Regions from separate parts of the Homo sapiens genome. Here region 1 is linked to region 2. A link is an interaction called in ENCODE POLR2A ChIA-PET data of the cell type or tissue named here. Cell type or tissue: PC-9. All regions are shown on one strand. Each heading gives the region's core, and the rest is flanking DNA. Links, peaks and the distances in the headings are about the cores only.

Region 1 (8,535 bases), core at 433-8,432, 110 kb before region 2:
CCACACTCACTCCTGCTCAGCTGCCGACTGCTACAACCGGCGAGGTGAGGCTCTTCTCCCCCAACAGCCTGGACAGTCTTTGTCCCCTTCTGTGCCTTTAAGTCCCCAAATCTCCACTCAGTCCACTTTGTCTCCCACAGCAGCAGCCACTGCTTCCACATGGCCTCCATGACCCCCCAGTCTCCGTGGTCTTGCCCAGGAGGCTCTGAGGTTTCACCCCAGTGGCCCGTGCCTGAGGGTCCCCATGGCCTCTGCCCCCATGGTCTCTGGGTTTGGGGCCCCTGTTTTGTCCCCTGTAATCTCAGGTGACCCCCATGTCCCCAGGTCTCCTGTATCTTCAACACCCCTGAATGTCCAGTTGTGCTGGTCCCCGTATCTGGTGGTCTCAGCTCCTCCCTAGAGCCCCGCGTGGCCTAAGTCCCCTCCTCCCCAGACTCTCATGGGACCTCCAGCCCCATGTCTGCAGCACCTCTCCCTCCCTAGAGCCCCACGTGCCTGGGACATCCTGTGCTCACCCCAAGAGCCGGAAGCAGAACCACCTGCCCAAAGTGCTCCACCCCAGCAACCCTCACATTAGCAGTGGCTCCACTGTGGCCACCTGCTTGAGCCAGGGTGGCCTCCTGGAAGACCTGGACAACCTCATCCTGGAGGACCTGAAGGAGGAGGAGGAGGAAGAGGAGGAGGTGGAGGACGAGGAGGGCGGGCCCAGGGAGTGACCCCTGCCAGGTGCAGATACAAACCAGACACGGTCTGTGGCTACTTTGTGTTATTATAAGATATGAGCTCAAACCGAGATATGAATGACCTTGGGGAGCCATCTGAGGCCAAGATATTGACGGGGGGGATTCCTGGGTCCCATTTTCAGCGCCCAGGGTCACAGATCCACAGTGGGAAGTTCTGTGGGACACATTGGCACTGAGCCACAAAGAAGGTGTGGCCAGAACAACTTGGGCTCCTGCTGACCAATGTCCTCTAGGGCCTAGGGGACAGAGGAACACAGAGTCACAGCTTCAGGGGCCGAATGAGCATGGCGGCCTTCCTGAGAGAATATGCCCCACCACGAAACTCAGCCCAGTAGACACCATCCTGGTAGCGGCTTCGGTAGTGGCCGCCGTGGTGCCACACACCGTTGAGGTTGGAGTGGGCACAGGCATGGTACCACCAGCCTCCCCGCTGGTACAGGGCACAGTTACCTGAGGGGAGAGAGAGAGTCCATGTCCTCTCACCAGAATAAAAGCCTCTACCTGCACCTCACAGTGCAAGGCTTTTGCCAGGCATCCCCTGGCCCCTCCCATTCTTATTGAATACAAGCCCTGATCTTCCATCTCCTCAGCAAAAAAATAGGAGCCCTGGCCCCCCAACTTTCTTCAGAGTAATAGCCTTAATTCCTTCCCTATCTCCTTACCAAAGTACAAGTCACATCTTTCCCACCTTTTCTGCAAACTAGGAGTCTACCGTTCATTCCTTTATCAAAGAAAAGTATCTACTTCCTTTCTAGAATAAGAGTACTAGCTCTCACCCTCTGCCCTTTACTTGAACAGGAGTCTTGATTCTTTTTTTGCCTCATCAGAGAAGGAATCTGGACTCCCCATCCCCCCACCAGGATAAAAGTCCTGACCTTTGTTCTCTTGACGGAATAAAAGCTTGCTTATCCTTATACTTACCAGAGGGGCGTCTTACCTACCCTACCTCCTTTCATTCCCTCACCAGAACAGGAGTCCCGCCTCCCCTATCCTCTCACCAGAATAGGAGTTCTCCTTACCAGAATAGGAGTCTCGGTCCCTATCCACGGTGCTGAAGGGCTTGTCATTGTGCCAGGAAAGAGAGTCTCCAGCATCACCATGGTACTGGCCAAGCCGCAGGCGGTAGTGGTCGCTCTCGGGTTCCAGGGAGAAGCCATCATAGTGGGCACGTGCTCCACGGCCCCCCCAGTCCTCCAGGAGAACCAGCAGCTCATGGTCCCCACGGCTGGTCAGCTGATACACGGGTTCAAGGCCCAGCCAGTATTCTCCGTCTGGCCGCCCAAAGCCCGCCTGGCAGGGCAGGAAAGTCAGGAAGCCAGAACAGGCTCCCTCCCCTTCCCTGCCTCTGCCCACCTGTGCCCACCTTATAGTGCTGCCAGGTAGTGAAGAAGTTGACTGAACCATCTTGCCTCCGCTGGATCACAGTCCAGCCTCCACCCTCCAGTTGCTGCTCACACCATACTGACACTACGTGACGGCCCACTCGCAGTTCATACACTCCACTCTGTTCATGGCCTGCCTGGCGGGCCTCTGCACAATCCTGCCACGGGCCTGTGGGCACAGGGATAGGGGGGAGGCACAGCCTGGGCTGACCAATCCCTTACTGGAGCAAGAGTCAAGATTCTCACAGGTCCTCTCACCAGAATAAGAGTTCTGCCTCTCCCACTTTTCTACCAAAGAGTCCTGCCTCTCCCATTTCCTCACCAGAATAAGAGGCCTGCCTCTCCCATTTCCTCACCAGAATCCGAGCTCCAATAGCCATTTCTTTACCTAAGAATCTGGGTCCCTTGTCTCTAATCAAAGGAAATGTCAAGTCTGGGGTTCTTTTTTTTTTTGAGATGGAGTCTCGCTCTGTCACTCAGGCTGGAGTGCAGTGGTGCGATCTCGGCTCACTGCAACCTCATCCTCCCAGGTTCACGCCTTTCTCCTGCCTCAGCCTCCCGAGCAGCTGGGACTACAGGCGCCCGCCACCACGCCCAGCTAATTTTTTGTATTTTTAGTAGAAATGGGGTTTCACCGTGTTAGCCAGGATGGTCTTGATCTCCTGACCTCGTGATCCACCCGCCTCGGCCTCCCAAAGTGCTGGGATTACAGGCATGAGCCATCGCGCCCGGCCAACTCTGGGGTTCTTAAACCCTGGTTTTTTATGGTCTCCTCACCATAATATAAGTCCTGAATATGATACTCTGAACCAGTTCAAACTCTTACCAAAGTAGCAGTCCCAAACATCGCCTCACTAAAGTAAGAGTCCCTCCTCTTCTATTTCTTGTTTCTCCTATTTTCACACCTTAGAAGTTTGGTCTTATTTTTAATCAGAATAGGAGTATCATTTCTTCTGGTCTTCTCACAATGAGAGAAATCTGCCACTAAAATCCTGACTCCTCAATTTTCCTCTACCCACAATTCCTCAGCCCTAATGTCGACTTACCCACAGGCTTGGTGGGGACCGCAGGGTGACCTGCAGGCATGGGAGAAGCCATGGGCTCCTGCTGTCTCTGGGTCTGGTCTCTCTGGGGCTCTGGGGCTGGGTCCAGCATCCTACTGGTGTCACTGGTGCTACCCACAAGACGGACCGGAACCACAGGCACCAGTGGGGGTGGCGGCAGGACCTGGGGTGACGGAGAAAGTCAGGTGTAATTGCACTAACCCTCAGGCCAGGAGGCCTGGTCTCAGGGGCAGAAATGGTGGATAAATCTCCCAGCTCCCAAATGACCTGGACATCTGGCAGTGGGGGTGTCCCAGCCCTAGGAATGATCCTCCCCAAAAGCTAAACAACTTGGCTTTAAAGTGCAGACAGGCTGGGCGCTATGGCCCGTGCCTGTAATCCCAGCACTTTGGGAGGCCGAGGCGGGCGGATCACCTGAGGTCAGGAGTTCGAGACCAGCCTGACCAACATGGTGAAACCTCCGTCTCTACTAAAAATACAAAAAAAATTAACTGAGTGTGTTGGCTCACGCCTGTAATGCCAGCTACTCGGAAGGTTGAGGTAGGAGGATCGCTTGAACCTGGGAGGTGGAGGTTGCAGTGAGCCAAGATTGCACCACTGCACTCCAGCCTGGGAGACAGAGCGAGACTCCATCTCAAAAATAAAATTAAAAAAATAAAGTGCAGACAGAGCTGGGCTTAAATACCGGCTCTTGGTGCTCATGGTTTAATTGATCTGTGCCCCAGCCTCCTCTGTAGAGTAGGGATAATAACAACACATCCAACAGTATCTAACTTACTGACTCCTCTCACCAACCCTGTAACGTAGGGACTGTCACAGAGCAACATTCTCTTATCCCAAACCCAGACCAGGACACGTTCCAGAATTCAGAATAACACGGCTGGATTTAGACACAGTGACACAGGGAGGGTTATGTATATGCATGTGTGTATAGAATATACATAACACTCCTAAAGGGGTTTTTGGTCTTTACGTGATAATGATATGTTTAATTATAGGATCCTATGACTATTCACATTAAGTGGTTAAGTGAAGGCTATAAATAGCCACCAGTCACTTTTTGACCCAAATAAGTTACCAGAAGGGGCGAGTAGGAATCCGGTTTTCAGGGTTTTGCGGATTTCAGAACTGTGGATAAGAGATCGTGGGGTTGCAAAACCCCCATTTCACAGACGATGCTGCTCTCCGGGGAGGCTGCGAGGTTACCTGCTGCTGCCCGCCCGCGCCTCCCGGGCACAGGCGCTCCAGGCGGGCGATGAGACTGCTCTGCTGGGTGACGAGCTGCGCCAGCTCGCGGAACTTGACGTCCAGCTGGTGGAACCGGGCGGCTGCGCGCTGAGCCTCGGCGGACGCGTTGAGCACGCGCTCCCCGAGCAGCGCCAGCGCCGCGGCAGGCTCCGCCCCCAGATCCGCCCCCGGGCCCGCCCCGGGCCCCGCCTCGTGCTGCAGCTGCGCGCGCAACTGGCCCAGGCGCGCGCTCAGGCCGCGGCTCTCCTTGCGCAGCGCGCGCACCTCGCCGGCCACGGCGCCGTCGGCCGCCGCCAGCCTCTGCAGCTCGCGTAACAGCTCCTCGTGGCGGCCGACGCGCATGCGCAGCGCCGCCAGCTCGCTGGCGTTGGCGGCCTCGGGCGTCGCCCGCGTGGATGCGGGGCCGCTCCAGCACACAGCGCCCGTGAACTTCTGCGGGGGCAGCACGAAGGTGTAGGTGCAGCGCGGGGCGCCCGCCCGCGCCCACGACGCGCCCAGCAGGAGCAGCAGCTGTAGCGCACGCAGCCAGGGCTTCCCCATCGCGGCGGACCTGCAGGCAGAGGAGGAACGGAAGGAAGACGGGGTGCTGGGGCCCAGCGAGACCCCTCCGCTTCCACGCGGGGATGCGCGCGTCTACACCCGCGATGTCCCGGGCCCATAATTTCAGTCCCCATCTCATTCCCCCCACGGCTGGAGGGCCCCAGGGTGATCCCACTCTGGCTTCAACACCGAGCTCTTGGCGCCAGGCCGGATAACGCATCTCAAGCATTCATTCATTCGACAAGCGAGGCCGGGCGCCGTAGCTCACGCCTGCAAGCTCAGCACTTTGGGAGGCCGAGGCGAGAGGATCGCTTGAGACCAGGAGTTCGAGACCAGCCTGGGCAACATGGGGAGACCCCTGTCTCTACAAAAAAAAAAAAAAAAAATTAGACAGACGTGGTGGTGCACACCTCTGGTCCCAGCTATTCGGGAGGCTGAGGCAGGAGGATCACTTGAGCCCAGGAGTTCAAGGCTTCAGTGAGCCATGATCGCTCCCCTGCACTCCAGCCCGGGCAACAAAGTGATAGCCCATCTCAAAAATAAATAAATAAATAAAAACAAGGCTTATGGGGCCGTTCAGGCCGGTAATTCCAGCACTTTGGGAGGCCGAGGTGGGCTGATCACTTGAGCCTAGGAGTTGGAGACCAGCCTAGACAACACAGAGAGACCCTGTCTATACAAAAAATACAAAAATTAGCTGGGCATGGTGGCAAGGGCTTGTCATCCCAAGATCGCCTGAGCCCAGCAGTTCCAGGCTGCAGTGAGCTGCGATCACGCCACTGCACTCAAGCCTGGGCGACAGAGCAAGACTCTGTCTCAAAAGAAAAAAAAAAAAAAGCAGTCACTAGGCACAAATGTGTGCCAGCCCCCTTTCTAGGCACTGGGAATACATTTAGGAACAAAACAGACAAAAATCCCTCCCCTAGTGGGCAAAAAAATAAATATGTACTGTATAGGATGAATAAATAGAGCATATTAGACAATGTTAAATGCTAAAAATAACAGTAGGGCCAGGCGCGGTGGCTCACTCCTGTAATCCCAGCACTTTGGGAGGCTGAGGCAGGTGGATCACGAGGTCAAGAGATCGAGACCATCCTGGCTAACACGGTGAAACCCCATCTCTACTAAAAATACAAAAAGTTAGCTGGGCGTGGTGGCGGGCACTTGTAGTCCCAGCTACTTGGGAGGCTGAGGCAGGAGAATGGCGTGAACCTGGGAGGCAGAGCTTGCGGTGAGCCGAGATTGTGCCACTGCAGCCCAGCCTGGGTGACTGAGCGAGACTCCATCTCAAAAAAATAAAATAAAATAAAATAATAAATATAAAAATAACAGTAGGACTGGTGAGGCGGCTCAGGCCTGTGTTAAGGCGGGAAGACTGCTTGAGGCCAGGAATTCAAGACCAGACTCCAGACTGGGCAACGTATCCAGACCCTGTCTCTACCAAAAAAAAAAAAAAAAAAAGGAACTGCAAGTGCACAGAACCACATCTGGCTAATGTTTAAATTTTCTGTATAGTCAGGGTCTTGCTATGTTGCCTAGGCTGGTCTCCCCTGGCCTCAAGTGATCCACCTCTGCCTCCCAAAATGCTGAGATTACAGGTGTGACCCACCATGCCCTGCTAATTTTTAAACTATTTTGTAAATCTGGGCTCAGTGGCTCACACCTGTAATCCCAGCTCTTTGGGAGGCAGAGGCGGGAGGATCGATTGAGGCCAGGAGTTTGAAGCTGCAGTGAGCTATGATCGCAGCATTGCACTCCAGCCTGGGGACGAGAGCAAACCCTGTCTCTTAAAACAAAACAATAACAAAAAACAGCAAACTAGGTAAAGAATACGCAGGTCTGTGCAGGGGCAGCTTGAGAGGGGGTTGCCTAAAGGGAAGGCCTGGTGGAGGAGCAGATCTAAGTGCAAAAGCTCTGAGACTGGACCCTGCCTGATGTATTAAAGCAACCTGGGAGAGGTTAAAGCAAAAGCGAAGGGAGGCTGGGTGCTGTGGCTCATGTCTGTAATCCCAGCAGTTTGGGAGGCCAAGGTGGGTGGATCACCTGAGGTCAGGAATTCGAGACTAGCATGACCAACATAGTGAAACCCCATCTCTACTGAAAGTGCAAAATTAGCCGGGTGTGGTGGTACAGGCCTGAAATCTCAGCTACTTGGGAGGCTGAGGCAGGAGAATCACTTGAACCTGGGAGGTGGAGGTTGCAGTGAGCCGAGATCGCACCACCGCACTCCAGCCTGGACAACAAAAGCAAAACACTGTCTCAAAAAAAAAAAATAGCAAAGGGAGCAGGGTGCAAGGAGGTGAGGTGGGGTGAGGGAAACGTCTCACTAACTGCCTTCCCATCCGTCGGATATTGGAAACCCCATCTTCCACGTCCTCAGACCAAAACCCCAGCAGATCCAACCCATCTCAGCAGATCTAATCCATCAGCCAGACCCGTCTGCTCTTCTGCTTAGATCCTGAATTCCTCCACGTCTCCGCTACTCCCCACTGCCCCCAGACCCTCCCTGAATTCCCAGCTCAAGACACCATCTGGATGACAGCAGCTGCCTCCCTGCTCTCTGGATTTCCATCCTCAACCCCAGGTCTAGTCTCTCTGACAGCAGCCAGAGGGCGCCTGTGAACATCTGAGTCAGTTCACGTCCCTCCCTCCCTCCTCTGCCCTGAATCCTTCTTGGCTCCCACCTCCTTTAGAGGAAAAGCCCAAATCCACCCATGATCCATAAAAAGTTGCGCTATCTTGGTGACTCACGCCTGTAATCCCAGCACTTTGGGAGGCGGAGGCGGGCGGATCACGAGGTCAGGAGATCGAGACCATCCTGGCTAACACAGTGAAACCCCGTCTCTACTGAAAATACAAAAAAAGTAGCCAGGCGTGGTGGCGGCTGCCTGTAGTCCCAGCTACTCGGGAGGCTGAGGCAGGAGAATGGCTTGAACCCGGGAGGCAGAGCTTGCAGTGAGCCGAGACTGTGCCACTGCACTCTAGCCTGGGCAACAGAGCAAGACTCCATCTCAAAAAAAAAAAAAAAAAAAAAAAAACTTGTGCTATCTGCCATATCCCCTTCTGCCCTCCTCCCAGGCCCTTCCTCACACGAAGCAAGTTCCAGCCTCAGGTCCTTTGTACCTGCTGTTTTTGCAGCCTGGAACATTGTTCACAACTTAACATCATTCCCTTCCTATCCTTATTCAAGTCTCAGCAGCGCTCCTTGAACAGCAGATTTAGGGTTGTACCTCCATATACAAGCTCTCTCTCTCTCTGTCTCTCCCTCTCTCTCTCTCTCTTTCTCTCTTTCTCTCTCTCTCTCTCTCTCTCTCCCCCACGCCCTCTTTTTTTTTTTTTTAGACGGAGTCTCGCTCTGCAATCTCAGCTCACTGCAACCTCCACCTCCCGGGTTCAAGTGATTCTTGTGCCTCAGCCTCCCAAGAAGCTGGGATTACAGGCATGCGCCACCACACCCAGCTAATTTTTGTATTTTTAGTAGAGACAGGGTGCCTGATCAACAGGTGAAATCCCGTCTCTACTAAAAGTACAAAAAATTAGCTGGGCGTGGTGGCGCAT
Region 2 (8,535 bases), core at 75-8,074:
AACCATAAAAGGTAGGTAGCAGGACCCTGTTTGCCATGGCCTGAAATATTCATCACATAGGACTCTCAGAGGCCACTTACCCAAGATCATAGACTCACTCAGCAGTACGGACCATGAATCCAGCTGTCTTTCATCCAGAACCTGAGGGCAAAACAGTGGCCCCAGGGATGGCCAGTTGTCCAGGCCATGGGAGACCAAAGGGATAGCACTTGAAGGAAGCTGGACTAGGGTAGGAACAGAAAGGGAATGACAGAAGACAGTCTCACCAGAGTGAACCTTAGGCCCATAAACCTGTCAGAACCCATGATCAGGGCCCCTAACCCACCTTAGAGCCAGGGGAGGAAATAAGAAGAGGGGACAGATGAACAGACCTCCTACTCAGGGACTTCAACGCAAGGAGACCAGCTGCATTTATTGGAGACTTCCTCTAAGCTAGATTTCCTTTGTAACAGCATTGTCAACCTTGTCAGGAAGAGATAGCTTGACCCATCTTCCAGATATGGGGAAAAAACTCAGATATGGAAACGATTTGCCTTAAGGGTACCCTGCAAGTTGGAATTTGCTTCCAAGTTGTCTGGGCAAAAAATCCAGGCATCTCCTTTCATGCCTCTCCTTGCCTCACATGCAAAACATGAGCAAGCTCTGCTGGTTCTTCCTCTAAAATATAAGCCAAGTCTTTCTACTTATCCACGCTCCTGCTACCCCAGCCCAAACTGCCATCATCACTCACCTGGACTTCATTCTAGAAGCCTCCTCCCTGACCTCCCAGCTGCCCTGGAGAGTCCCTTCCAAACGCTTCGGCTAGAAAGCTTTATTTTATTTATTTATTTATTTATTTATTTATTTAGAGACAGAGTCTTACTCTGTCACCCAGGCTGGAGTGCAGTGGCACAATCTCAGCCCACTGCAACCTCTGCCTCCCGGATTCAAGCAGTTCACCTGCCTCAGCCTCCCAAGTAGCTGGAATTACAGGCACTTGCCACCATGCCCGGCTAATTTTTGTATTTTTAGTAAATACAAGGCTTCACCATGTTAGCCAGGCCAACTCCTGACCTGTGATACACCCACCTCGGCCTCTCAAAGTGCTGGGATCACAGGTGTAAGCCACCGCACCAGGCCTTTTTTTTTTTTTTTTTTTTTTTTTTTGAGATAGAGTCTCACTCTGATGCCCAGGCTGGAGTGCAATGGTGTGATCTTGGCTCACTGCTACCTCCATCTCCCAGGTTCAAGCAATTCTCTTGCCTTAGCCTTCCAAGTAGCTGGGACTACAGGAACGAGCCACCATGTCCAGCTAATTTTTTGTATTTTTAGTAGAGATGGGGTTTCACCATGTTGGCCAGGCTGGTCTCAAACACCTGACCTCAAGTGATCCACTCGCCTCAGCCTCCCAAAGTACTGGGATTATAGGTGTGAGCTACGTGTCCGGCCTTTTTTTAAACAACAACAACAGCAACCCAGCTAGGGTCTCACTGTCACCACAGGCTGGAGTACAGTGACATGATCATAGCTCACTACAGCCTCAAACTCCTGGGCTCAAGCAATCCTCCTACCTTAGCCTCCCAAAGCACTGGGATTACAGGCACGAGCCACTGCACCTGGCCCTGAGAAATGTTTACAAAAATAAATTGGAACATGCCATCCCCTTCTTCACCACTAAAACCTTCCAGAACTTCCCATTGTTCTTGAAATAAAATCTAAGCATTTTACTATTTTTACAGGGTCCTGTTTGGGTGAGTCTTATTCCTCCCTTCACTGAGCACCAGTTTTGGGGTGTTTTTTTTTTTTTTTTTGAGACGGAGTTTCACTCTTGTTCCCCAAGCTGGAATGCAGTGGTGTCATCTCAGCTCACTGCAGCCTCTGCCTCCTGGGTTCCAGTGATTCTCCTGCCTCAGCCTCCCGAGTAGCTGGGATTATAGGCACGCACCACCACGCCCGGTTAATTTTTGTATTTTTAGTGGAGACAGAGTTTCACCATGTTGGCCAGGCTAGTCTCGAACTCCTGACCTCAAGTGATCTGCCCACCTCAGCCTCCCAAAGTACTAGGATTACAGGCATGAGCCACTGCACCCGGCCTAGCTTTATTTACATTTTGTGTTTTTGAGACAGAGTCTCACTCTGTCGCCCAGGCTGGAGTGTCGTGGTGCAATCACAGCTCACTGCAGCCTCCAACTCCTGGGCTCAAGCAATCACCCTGCCTCAGCCTCCCAAGTAGCTGGGACTACAGGTACACATCACCACGTCTGACTAGTTTTGTTTTGTTTTGGTAGAGACAGGGTCTTGCTATGTTGCCCAGGCTGGTCTTGAACTCCTGGGCTCAAGCGATTCTCCTGCCTCAGCCTCCCAAAGTACTGGGATTACAAGTATGAGCCACTGCCCCTGGCCTCTCAAGTTCTTAAGTGCCCCAAAGCCTTTGTTTTTGCTGCCACTTCTGCCCAAATCAACCTTCTGGAAGATTCACACAGCTCAACGTTGCCTCAAAACAGAGGCTTCCCCAGACCACTGGGAAGCAACCCTTTACCCACCTAGTCATGCTTTACTATTACTGTTTTTTCGTAGCATTTACCACTGTCAAAGATTCTTTTTTTTTTTTTTTTTCTTTCTTAGAGTCTTGCTCTGTCACCCAGGCTGGAGTGCAGTGGTGCAATCTCAACTCACTGCAACCTCTATCTTCCAGGTTCAGGCAATTATCCTGCCTCAGCTTCCTGAGTGGCTGGGATTCCAGGCACCCACCACCTGGCTAATTTTTTGTATTTTTTTAGTAGAGACGGGGGTTTCACCATGTTGGCCAGGCTGGTCTCGAACTCCTGAACTCAGGTGATCTGCCTGCCTCCGCCTCCCAAAGTGCTAGGATTACAGGTGTAAGCCACTGCACCCAGCCTGAGATTTTCTTATTTACTATCTATCGTAATCTGTCTGTCCCACAAGAACAAAGCAGGGATTGGCACACATTTTCTCTAAAGAACCAGATAAATATTTCGGGTTTCATGAGCCACACATTCTATGCCCCAACTACTCAAACCTGCCATCATCAAAGTGCAGAAATAGCCATCACCAATATGTAAATGAGTAGGTATGACTGTGTTCCAGTAAAACTTTATTTATAAAAACAGATGGCCAGCCAGATTTGGCCTTCAGGCCTTAGTGTGCTGACTCCTCCACAGACTACAAGCTTCAGAGGAATGCAAATATAGGTTGAATTAACATATAGGACATGAGGCCAGGCATGGTGGCTCACACCTGTAATCCCAGCACTTTGCGAGGCCAAGTCAGGTAGATCACCTGAGGTCAGGAGTTCGAGACCAGCCTGGCTAACATTGTGAAACTCCATCTCTACTAAAAACACAAAAATTAGGCCAGACACGATGGTTCACACCTGTAATCCCAGCACTTTGGGAGGCCAAGGCAGGCAGATCACCTGAGGTCAGGAGTCGAGACCAGCCTGGCCAACATGGTGAAACCCTGTCTCTACTAAAAATACAAAAATTAGCTGGGCATGGTGGCGTGCACCTGTAGTCCCGGCTACCCAGAAGGCTGAGGCAGGAGAATTGCTTGAACCCAGGAGGCGGAGGTTGCAGTGAGCCAAGATCGTGCCATTGCACTCAAGCCTGGGCAACAGAACAAGACTCTGTCTCAAAAAAAACCCTCAAAAATTAGCCGTGTGTGGTGTCATGCACCTGTAGTTCCAGCTACTCAGGAGGCTGAGACAGGAGAATTGCTTGAACCCGGGAGGCGGAGGTTGCAGTGAGCCAAGATCACAACACTGCACTCCAACCTGGGCGACAGAGCGAGACCCTGTCTCAAAATAAATAAAAGTAAAGTTGTTTTTCCCCCAACAACAGTGTCATTTCCATTTCACAAACAGAAACCCAAACCAGATCAGGTTACAAACCTAGTTTTGTCTCCAGTTCCTGGGTCATTTGCTTTGTTCACTTGACCACTAGAAATCTCAAACAAAGGGCCAGGCACAGTGACTCACACCTGTAATCCCAGCACTTTGGGAGGCCGAGGCAGGTGGATCGCTTGAGGTCAAGAATTTGAGACCAGCCTGGCCAAAATGGTTAAACCTCATCTATGCTAAAAATATGAAAATTAGCTGGGTGCAGTGGCTCACACCTATAATCCCAGCTACTTGGGAGGCTGAGGCAGGAGAATCGCTTGAACCCGGGAGTTTGAGGTTGTAGTGAGCTGAGATTGTGCCACTGCACTCCAGCCTGGGCAACAGAGTGAGACTCCATCAAGAAAGAGAGAGAGAGAAAGACACACAGAGAGAGAGAAAGCAAGAGAAAGAGAGAGAGAGACAGAGAGAGAGAAAGAGAGAGAGAGAAAGAGAGAGAGAGAAAGAGAGAGAAAGAGAGAAAGAGAAAAAGAGAGAGAAAGAGAGAAAGAGACAGAGAGAGAAAGAGAGAAAGAGAAAAAGAGAGAGAAAGAAAGAGAGAGAGAAAGAGAGAAAAAGAGGAAGAGAGAGAAAGAGAGGAAGAGAGAGAGAGAAAGAGAGAGAGAAAGGAAAGAGAAAAGAAAAGAAAGGAGAAGGCCTGGCGCGGTGGCTCACGCCTGTAATCCCAGCACTTTGGGAGGCCAAGGCGGGCGGATCACGAGGTCAGGAGATCGAGACTATCCTGGCTAACACAGTGAAACCCCGTCTCTACTAAAAATACAAAAAAAATAGCTGGGCGTGGTGGTGAGCACCTGTAATCCCAGCTACTCGGGAGGCTGAGGCGGGAGAATGGCGTGAACCCGGGAGGCGGAGCTTGCAGTGAGCCGAGATTGCACCATTGCACTCCAGCCTGGGTGAAAGTGTGAGACTCTGTCTCAAAAAAAAAAAAAATGAAAGGAGAAAAGAAAGACCAAACAAAGGTCGAGTACAGTGGCTCATGCCTTACCTGAGAGAAGGAAGTGGAGCCTCTAAAAGAAAACAGGTACAGATTTCATGGGCATTCACTCTGCCTCCACCTCTCAGCCTCCAAAGTCACATTTCCTAATATGCCACAAGACAGACTTGCCAGGCCAGGCATGGTGGTTCATGCCTGTGATCCCAGCGCTTTGGGAAGCTGGGGCAGGATTGCTTAAGGACAGGAATTTGAGGCTGCAGTGAGCTATAATCATGCTACTGCACTCTAGCCTGGGCAACAGAGTAAGTCCACATCTCTAAAAAACAAAAAATAAATTTAGGCCGGGCACGGTGGCTCATGCCTGTAATCCCAGCACACTGGGAGGCCAAGGCAAGTGAATCACTTGAGGTCAGGTGTCCGAGACTGGCCACCATGGCGAAACCTCATCTCTACTAAAAATACAAAAATTAGCTGGGCATGGTAGCAGGCGCCTGTAATTCCAGCTACTCGGGAGGCTGAGGCACAAGAATCACTTGAACCTGGGAGGTGGAGGTTGCAGTGAGCCAAGATCATGCCACTGCACTCCACCCTGGGTGACAGAACAAGACTCTGTCCCCACCAAAAAGAAAAAATGTAAATGAAAAGGAAAGATCTGCCAGGCCATAGCTCCTTGCTTCCCAGGCCACATTCCAGGGAGGCCAGGAGAGGCCCAGAGACCAGTCTAACCGAGGTCCAGGCAGCCCAGAGCACGAAGGCTGGTGGAGAGCTGGCCACGTGTCCTGAGCTACGGTCAGTCAGAAGGCTGAAGGTGAGTCATCCCAGACACCGTGCTCAGTGCCAGGCCCATCAGAGGCCCTGGGCAGGAACAGCAGCACTCAGTAACAATGGGGACACTTTACCACCCTTACCCTGGAAGGGCCTCAGAAGCACTCTCTCCAGGCTCGACTTGCCTAAGCTAGGAATCAGATCTGCAGAAACCCAAGTCCCATAGCGTGTGCTGGGTAGAGCCGCCTACTCCTCGTGGGGCCTTTGAGCAGGCAGACAGCTCTCTGTTGGGGATCACAAGAGGCTTGCTGCCAAGCCCTGTGGGTTTTTCCTTCAAAGAGCCCTTGAGTCAGCTGATCTGCCCCTCCTGGGCCCCTGGCCCAGGTCACCCTCACCTTTCTGCTGGATGCCTGCCCAGCCTCATTCCTGGGCTGCTACTTGGCCCCCTCACCATCCATTCACCACGGAAGAAGTTCATCAGAACCCAAATCTGATCATGTTAGCTCCTCCCTACCTCACCGAATCCCCTGAATGGCTTCTCAGGGCTCTTAGGGTAAACCCAACCCTACCTTCTCCGCTGCAGCCCACAAGGCCTCAGTGCCCAGCCCTGTCTTGTCCTTTCAGCTCCTGCTGCCCACCTATTAACCCACTCCACTTGAGCCACATCATGGACAGTTCCAGCCTCTTTCTGCCTAAGACATGTGGTGGCCAGCCTCCAAGAAGGCCCTCAATGTCTCTTGCCTCTTGGTATTCATGCCCTGCCAAGCCTTCTTCCATAGTCAGGGCCAGTTTATGTGGCCAAGAGAAGGTGAGTGACTTCCAAGGCTAGATCATAAAAGGCATTGCAGCACCACCTTGTGTTCCCCAGGAAACCAGCCGCCATATTGTAAGGATGCTCAAACAGCCCTGCAGGGAGGCCCATAGGAAGAGAAACCAATTTATCAGCCAGGTGAGTGAGCCATATTGGAAGTAGCTGCACTCCAGCCCCCATCAGACCTGCAGATGGGTGGAACCACAGATGATATGTGACTGTAACCTCATGAGAGACGCCTAACAGAGCTGCTCCCAAATTCCCAGCCCACAGAAACCACAGGATATAATGCATGGGTGTTGTTCTGAGCCACTGGGGTTTGAGGCTTGTTGTTAATGCAGCCATAGATATGTATTGCAAGGCTTCTGCATGTGCTGTTTCCTTAGCTTGGAAAGTCCTATTCTACACGCCCAGTTCTCCTGCTTGGATAATCTACAATTATTCTCCCTATTGTGGCTCAACCATGACCTCCTTCAAGGAGCCTTTCCTGACCTCCCCTAGCCCTTTCAGGTCTTTGTTCCATGGTCTTTTAGAAGTCAGGCCCTTTCTTTCAGAGCCTTTACCCCAGCTGTTGATCATATATTTTGAGATTTACATCAGCCATACCCCCACCGATGCCCAGTGTGTAGCAAAGCACCCAGGATGTAGTTAGCACCCAATAAAGTGTTATGGAGCCCTACACAGATGAGAGAGGGTACGAAGCCTGTTCTTCCCACATTAAATGCTCAGTTTACAAATATCCATCAAAATTACCAACAGGCTGGGCAGTGGCTCACACCTGTAATCCCAGCAATCTGGGAGGCCGAGGCAGGTGGATTTGCTTGAGTATAGGAATTCAAGGCCAGCCTGAGCAACATGACAAGACTCATCTCTGCAAAAAAAAATACAAAAATTAGGCTGGGTGGATCGCCTGAGGTCAGGAGTTCAAGACCAGCCTGACCAACATGGTGAAACCCCTTCTCTACTAAAAATACAAAATCAGCCAGGCATGGTGGCACATGCCTGTAATCCCAGCTACTTGGGAGGCTGAGGTAAGAGAATCGCTTGAACCTGGGAGGCAGAGGTTGCAGTGAGCTGAGATCACGCCATTGCACTCCAGCCTGGGCAACAAAAGCAAAACTCCCTCTCAAAAAAAAAAATTAGCTGGACATGATGGCAGGCACCTGTAGTCCCAGCTACTCTGGAGGCTGAGGTGGAAGGATCACCTGAGCCCAAAGAGGTTGAGGCTGCAATGAGCCATGATCACACCACTGTGCTCCCACCTGGGTGACAGAGTAAGACCCTGTCTCAAAAAAAAAAAGACAACTCAGACACATCACATATCTAAATACGAAAGCAAAGTCAGGAAAGCTTTTGAAATAAAACACAGAACATCTATGTGACTTGTGGACAAGCAAGTGTTTCTTCGGCAGGACACAAAGCACATTAATAAAAGAAAATATGCTGGACTCTATGAAAATGAGTTTTTGGGTTTTTTTTTTTTTTTTTGAGACAGGGTCTGTCTCCCAGGTTGGAGTGTAGTGGTGCAATCACAGCTTACTGCAATGTTGGACTCCTGGGCTCAAGTGATCCTCTCACCTCAGCCTCCAGAGTAGCTAGTAGCTGGGGCTATAGGTATGCACCACCACACCTGGCTAATTTTTTTTTTTTTTTGGTCGACACAGGGTCTTACTATGTTGCCCAGGCAGGTCTTGACCTCCTGGCCTCAAGTGACCCTTCCACCTTGGCCTTCCAAAGTGCTGGGATAACAAGTGTGAGCCACCATGCCCAGCTGAAAATGAGTTTTGGTTCATCAAAAGATGCCATTAAAAAGGAAGCCACAGACAGCCGGGCACGGTGGCTCACGCCTGTAATCACAGCACTTTGGGAGGTCGAGGCGGGTGGATCATGATGTCAAGAGCTTGAGACCATCCTGGCCAACATGGTGAAACCCTGCCTCTACTAAAAATACAAAAGTTAGCCAGGCGCAGTAGTGGGCACCAGTAATCCCAGATACTTGGGAGGCTGAGGCAGAATTGCTTAACCCAGGAGGCGGAGGTTGCAGTGAGCCGAGATCGCGCCACTGCACTCCAGCCTGGGTGAGAGAGCAAGACTCCATCTCAAACAAAAAAATAAAAGCCACAGACATAC

Evidence for each region. ChIA-PET counts read pairs that join two places held together with the same protein. Peaks named below come from ENCODE experiments on the same cell type or tissue, not always from the same donor. Only the 100,000 strongest peaks of a DNase experiment are listed, where the experiment ranks them.
Region 1: POLR2A ChIA-PET joins it to region 2 with 17 read pairs; 13 of 35 experiments call an interaction of 5 or more read pairs at or near these places.

What each region holds. Positions count from the first base shown.
Region 1 is chr19:10,091,587-10,100,121 of GRCh38, forward strand. SHFL (shiftless antiviral inhibitor of ribosomal frameshifting) reads left to right here. Exons shown (of 8, transcript NM_018381.4): 7 at 1-44; 8 at 484-1,657. The coding sequence ends at 716. It overlaps ANGPTL6 (angiopoietin like 6), which reads right to left. Exons shown (of 6, transcript NM_031917.3): 2 at 4,396-4,987; 3 at 3,172-3,352; 4 at 2,107-2,294; 5 at 1,763-2,033; 6 at 752-1,193. The coding sequence starts at 4,977. The coding sequence ends at 1,003. Among named protein-coding and RNA genes, the nearest start is that of ANGPTL6, 6.8 kb to the right of the region's middle. RefSeq lists silencers at 4,480-4,619, 4,680-4,739, 7,637-7,686. In PC-9, for the core only: CTCF peaks have their summits at 7,577 and 7,800; DNase peaks (open chromatin) are centred at 4,585 and 7,627; H3K4me3 peaks cover 931 bases.
Region 2 is chr19:10,200,794-10,209,328 of GRCh38, forward strand. No RefSeq gene overlaps it. Among named protein-coding and RNA genes, the nearest start is that of DNMT1, 10 kb to the left of the region's middle. In PC-9, for the core only: no CTCF peak of the experiment used is centred there; DNase peaks (open chromatin) are centred at 3,938 and 5,628; H3K27ac peaks cover 3,281 bases.